Linked DNA regions of Homo sapiens: region 1 is linked to region 2. Evidence: chromatin contacts called from ENCODE Hi-C or POLR2A ChIA-PET data. All regions are on one chromosome and are shown on one strand. Each heading gives the region's core, a stretch centred on a gene start or an enhancer-like site at or near the end of the contact. The rest is flanking DNA. Distances are from core to core; before and after follow the strand shown.

Region 1 (3,043 bases), core at 207-2,706, 55 kb before region 2:
TTTCACCATGTTGGTCAGGCTGGTCTTGAACTGCTGGCCTCAAATGATCTGCCTGCCTTGGCCTCCCAAAGCGCTGGGATTACAGGTATGAGCCACTAGGCCTGTCCCATTTGTTGAATCTTTTAATGACTCTTCTTGTTGAGGTGTTAAAGTAAGTTACTTAAGTAAGGCTGTCTGTCTATCCCTGATGTGAAATTCGAAATCTGAAATGCTCCAAATTCTGAAACTTTTTGAGCACTGCCATGATATTTAAAGAAAATACGCATTGGAGCATTTTGGATTTTGGATTTTTGGATTGGGGGGTGCTGAACCAGTATAGTACAAATATTCCAAAATCCAAAATAATTTGAAATCCGAAATACTTCTAGTCCCAAGCATTTCGGGTAAGGGATAGTCACCTGTAGTGTATTATTTTGCTTTTATGTTGGAGCTTCCTATGAGAGGAAGAAACTGATTATACTTCTAAGTCCAGCTGACTTCTTCTTGCCCTTAGTGTTCAGTTGAAAATTACTTTCTAGAATGATTGGTAGGTTCATTTGCCCAAGAATCATTAAAAAATAGTTTTCTGGGCCAGGCGCAGTGGCTCACGCCTGTAATCCCAGCACTTTGGGAGGCCGAGGCGGGTGGATCACCTGAGGTCAGGAGTTTGAGACTAGCCTGGCTAACCTGGTGAAACCCCATCTCTACTAAAAATATGAAAATTAGCTGGGCATTGGGGCGGGTGCCTGAAATCCCAGCTACTCGGGAGGCTGAGGTAGGAGAATCACTTGAACCTGGGAGGCAGAGGTTGCAGTGAGCCAAGATGACGCCATTGCACTCCAGCCTGGGCGACAGAGCGAGACTCTGTCTCAAAAAAAAAAAAAAAAAAAAAAAAGTTTTCTGGTGCAGTGATAATATTGACAATAGTAACTTTATAACCATAGCACACAATAAATTTTTCATATGCCTTTACTTTTGCTTAAACCATGTAAATTTGCCATTACCTTCAGGGACTCTGTCATGGTACCAATGACACTTCTTTTCCTTTTTTTGTAGTAAATAAAAGATACTTATTTAGTCATTGAAGAATACAGTGGGTACCTAGTGACTGGCTTTTCTTTCAAGAAAACAAGTCTGGAAACCAAGGAGATGTTAAAGTGAAACAGGCCTTTATTCTGTCTTATTCCCTACTGAGCTTGTGTATCAAGTTACTCATATTTTAGGCAAGTCCACCAACATAGCTGCATCTACTGTGCCACACTGAGGTCTTTCTCTGAGGAATCACACATCTGCATAGATATAGTTGGTCATTTTAATTGTGAATCATATTGCAAGGGTACCGGAGATTGGTTTTTCTCCGAGGACAGCTGCACTGTTCCTTGTGTAACTTCCTTTACTTTAACGTGTGAGTCATAGCTCAGTGTATTATATGATACATGTGTGTACATTTTACCTAGCCTATTATATGAGTCACATGCTTGACTGTTCTCACAACTGAGTTGTCTCCTTCTTTAGTAGTGTGCTGGATAGTTCTGTTAGTGAGCATGAGTAAATGGAATCTTTCGGTTTCCTGGAGGTTTCTTTACCAGTAGTTTGACCTGTATGTTTTAGGATTTTATAATTCAGATTCAAAGGGTTCACTTTTAACAAATTAACAAAACTAGGTTGCAAATCTTGTCTAATTGAGTGAACATTTAAACGATTTTAAGGGTTCTCTCCATCTGTCTTCTACTCTACTCCCCCCCACCCCCCCCAAAAAAAAGAAGAATATGCTTAGGTTGAGAATCTGGTTAGATTCTGGCAAGCAAAAAGATTTTACCATACATCTTCCATGATTGCTATTGTTTTTATGAGTCTAGTAAGATTATAAGGCTACATTTTAACTTCAAAAACCTGAAGACATTTGGGGACCCAAAAGCCATCTAGTTTAATTTATTATTAAGACCTGATTGATGAAAATTAACATTTTTAATTGTTATGTCTTTCTGGGAAAATAAAGAATGTTTCTCCTATTGATAGATTATAGTTAAGTATATAAAAATGTTGTTTAAAATGATTTTTAATAGTATTATATTCAGAGGCCCAGGAAACAGTTTTCTAAACTGGATTGAAACTCAAATTATTAAAAACAGATTTCTGTTTATTATGATTCACTTTGGTTTACTCGGATCATTCATTCAACAAATATTGATCAAGTGCTTTCTATTTGCTGGGTTTTCTAGGTGAAGATACTTATTCTTCTGGTGCTTACATTCAACTAAGAGGATATAGTATGTCAGAAGGTGATAAATGCTATGGAAAGTAGAAAAAGTACAGAGTAAGGGAGATAGAGAGAGCTGGGGTCAGTGTGGGGTAGAGAAGGCAGGTTACAATTCAAAATAGAGTGGTTAGCTGGGTGCAGTGGCTCATGCCTGTAATCCCAGCACTTTGGGAGGCTGAGGTGGGAAGATTGCTTGAGCCCAGGAGTTTGAGACCAGCCTGGGCAACATAGTGAGACCTCATCTCTACAAAAAATTTTTTAAAAATTAGCCGGGCATGGTGGTACACACCTGTTGTCCCAGCTACTTGCAGGGCAGAGGTGGGAGGATCGCTTCAGCCCAGGAGGTCAAGGCTGCAGTGAGTTGAGATTGTGACAGTGCACCCCAGCTGGTTTGATAGAATGAGATTCTGCCTCAAAAATAAATGGATAAGTAAATAAATGCACACACACACACACACACACACACACACACATATAAATTAAAAACCCATGAAATATAGTGGCCATGATAAGCCCCATTGAGAAGATAACAATTGAGTAAAAGACGTGATGAGGGAATTGGCCATCTGGGGAAGAAGTGTTCAGGAAGAAGAAAGCCAGTGCAAATGCCTTAAGATAGTAGCAGCATCCCTGGCATGCCTGAGAAATTTAAGGGAGCCAGAGTGGCTAGAGCAGAGTGATTCTAGGGAGAATGTAGTAAGAAATGACCAGATCATGTTGAGCCATGTAGACCAGTGGTGAGATGGGGAGCCATGGGAGGGATTTGAGCAAGAAGGGTGACACGATCTTTTATTTTAAACCATC
Region 2 (2,981 bases), core at 5-2,504:
AAATTTTTAATATGTTCTTATTTTGGTCACTATTGTGACCATTTTCATTTATAAGAGCTTATTACAAATAAAGAGAGGAGCCAGGTGCATGGCTCATGCCTGTAATCCCAGCACATTGGGAGGCTGAGGTAGGAGGATTGCTTGAGCCCAGGAGTTCCAGACCAGCCTGGGCAAAATAGCAAAACCCCATCTCTTAAAAAAAAAAAAAAAAATTTAAGAAAATACATTTTAAAATACACAGAGAAAATCTGTTTTTGTATGCTTATATACAACAAACATTGTAAATGCTTACTAAATCTCATGAATTATAGCAGGTTTTCACTAGAGTCTCGAGATGTTTAGAAATACAATTGGGACATTCACAAAAATAATTTGATCTTGTCTTTTTCAATGTTTGACTGATTCTTTTTTTGAAATTTTTGTTGTCTAGAAACTCCAATGTGGTGTTGAGTTATAATGGTAAAAGTAGGCCTCCCTGTCTATTATTAACTTTAGTGGAAATGGTTTTGGTATTTAGTTATTTAGAGTATTTTACTTGTTATTTGGTAAATAATCTCTATTTTATTTAAATAGGTTCTTTCCTGTTTTTCCAGGTTTAAAGAATGGCTGCTGAATTTCATCAAATGCCTTCTTAGCATCTTTTGATGTGATCATGAGTTACTCTTCTTTAAGCTGTTGACTAACCAATTGTGTGTATGAAGTTGACATTAAAACATGCTTGCCTCCTTGAAATAAACCCTATTTGGTCATATATGTTGTTGTTTTCATATAAGTCCTTGTTTCAGTTGCTAGTCTTTTATTTGGAGCTTTAGCATGCATATTCATAGATTAGTCTTACTGTTTTATTTAAGGGTCTCTACTTTCAACTTTTCTTTATTCCTTCATTTTAAGTGTGTTTCCTGTAAGCTGCCTATTTCTAGGTCTTCCAGGAAAGAAACTGGCTGGTAGTTTCTTTCAGTGGATATATTGGGTGTTCACTGGTTTTGTTTTATTATGTTCATTATTTTACTTCATTGTTTCTTTTCGTTTTTGCTGGATTGATGAAGTCATTATTCACTTCCTGTCTTTCTCATGTTAATGTGGGATTTCTACTGTGCGTTTCTCTTTCAAAATTATCTTCATTCATAATCAGATATCTTCCTGCTACTCTATGAAAAAACAGAATCACTCTAATCTTCACTAACCCCCTACCAACCTGAAACAAAAAAATGTGATTTTTAGAATACATTCACTTCCTGTGCCTCTCCAAAATAAGTGATGCTTAAAGATGCTGTTACTTTCCCTTTCCCCATTCTTTGTCTGCGTCTTTGGTTTTGCCGTTACAATTTAATTTCTATACTTTTAGACTACTTAAATTTCCATTTCAGGGTCTTATATCAATAATGTTAGTATTTTCCTCGCATATTTCCAGATAGTCTGTCATTATTTTGATAGAGAACCAGTCACATCAGTGTTTCTTAAGCATTTTGGCATTTTAAGTGGGACAATTCTTTGTCATGTAGAACTACCTCTCATGCATTTTGTGTCATGTAGAACTGCCTCCCCTCCCCTCCCCTCCCCTGGCCTCCCCTTGCCAGATGAGGACACAGCAAGAAGGGAGCTATCTGTAAGCCATAAAGAGAGCCTCACCAGAACTCAACCATGGTGGCATCTTGATCTTGGACTTCTAGCCTTCAGACTGAAAAATAAAATTTGTTTATTTAAGTCACCCAGTCTATCATATTTTGTTATGGAAGCCCAAGCTGACTGTATACAGACAGCAAAGGAAATCTTCCCAGAGGCCCTCCAACAGACTTCCCACATATCTCATTGGCCAGAATGTTGGCCTCCTCTACGTTTAAGGGATGTTGAGAAAAAGTATCTCACTTTTCTGCCTCTATAGGAAATAACAAATTCCAGCCAACAAATTCTCTCTGCCACAACTGTCTTTAGTCCTTCATTCCTATTTTGCAATTTCCCTGTTAAAATAATTAATTGGGAGCCATTAGGCTGAGACACCTCCAGCACCTTGGGTTCTTATGTAAGCACAATGTACACAGTAAAATGAAACTTAACCAATCAGAAACTGCCAACTAACCTCTAATTAGGGACTGTCCACTTTAACCAAGCAGTTATTTTCCTCATCTTGCTTCGTTGAATACTGTATTAGTCACGGTTCTTTTAGAGGGACAGAACTAGTAAGATATATATATATATGTGTGTGTGTGTGTGTGTATACATATTATATATATATGGGAGTTTATTAAGTATTAATTCTTAAACTCACAAGGTCTCACAATAGGCCATCTGCCAGCTCAGGAGCAAGGAAAGCCAGTCCAAGTTCCAAAACTTGGAGTCTGATGTTTGAGGGCAGGAAGCATTCAGCATGGTTGAAAGATGTAGGCCGGGAAGCTAGGCCCATTTTGTCACTTCACATTTTTCTGCCTGTTTTATATTCGCTGGTGGCTGATTAGATGGTGCCCACCTGATTAAGGGTGGGTCTGCCTTTCCCTGCCCACTGACTCAAATGTTCATCTCCTTTGGCAACACCCTCTCAGACACACCCAGGATCAATATTGCATCCTTAATCCAATCAACTAGACACTCAATATTAACCATCACAAACACCTTATACCTTTTTACCTCCTCAGTGGAGTGCTGAACTGCTTGCAATCTGGTGATGCCTGATTTAGGAATTGCTGAATGCTCAAATAAACTCATTAAAATTTTTATGCACCTAAGTTCATCTTTTAATATCTCCCCCATCCTGATTATAAAAAGTAATAAATGTAATTTGTAGACCAAGTCCTAATATCCTGACTCTTGAAAACAGTGCTTCACCTACAGAATAGAAGAAAAATTTTGCAATCTATCCATCTGAGAAAGGTCTAGTATCTGGAATCTACAAGGAACTTAAACAAATTTACAAGAAAAAAACAACCCCATCAAAAAGTGGGCAAAAGATATGAACAGACACTTCTCAAAAGAAGACATTTATGCCA

Evidence for each region. Hi-C counts contacts between places; a loop is a spot of excess contacts on that map. ChIA-PET counts read pairs that join two places held with the same protein, here RNA polymerase II (POLR2A). Pooled maps may share reads with other maps.
Region 1: a loop to region 2 is called in a pooled map, with 2.1 times the contacts of the local background. The contact joins two enhancer-like sites. A Hi-C loop is called at or near these places in 1 of 168 maps with a recorded cell type or tissue (heart right ventricle) and 1 of 50 pooled maps. POLR2A ChIA-PET finds 5 or more read pairs at or near these places in 6 of 52 experiments (A549, HEK293, MCF 10A and 3 more).

The regions. Positions count from the first base shown.
Region 1 is chr2:36,888,309-36,891,351 of GRCh38, reverse strand. The region is part of intron 7 of STRN (striatin); the gene reads left to right. Among named protein-coding and RNA genes, the nearest start is that of STRN, 77 kb to the left of the region's middle. Within about 2 kb of position 1,456, at least 7 of the 41 ENCODE cell types and tissues checked have a DNase peak (open chromatin) inside an H3K27ac peak, as active enhancers do.
Region 2 is chr2:36,833,509-36,836,489 of GRCh38, reverse strand. No RefSeq gene overlaps it. Among named protein-coding and RNA genes, the nearest start is that of STRN, 130 kb to the left of the region's middle. Within about 2 kb of position 1,254, at least 2 of the 41 ENCODE cell types and tissues checked have a DNase peak (open chromatin) inside an H3K27ac peak, as active enhancers do.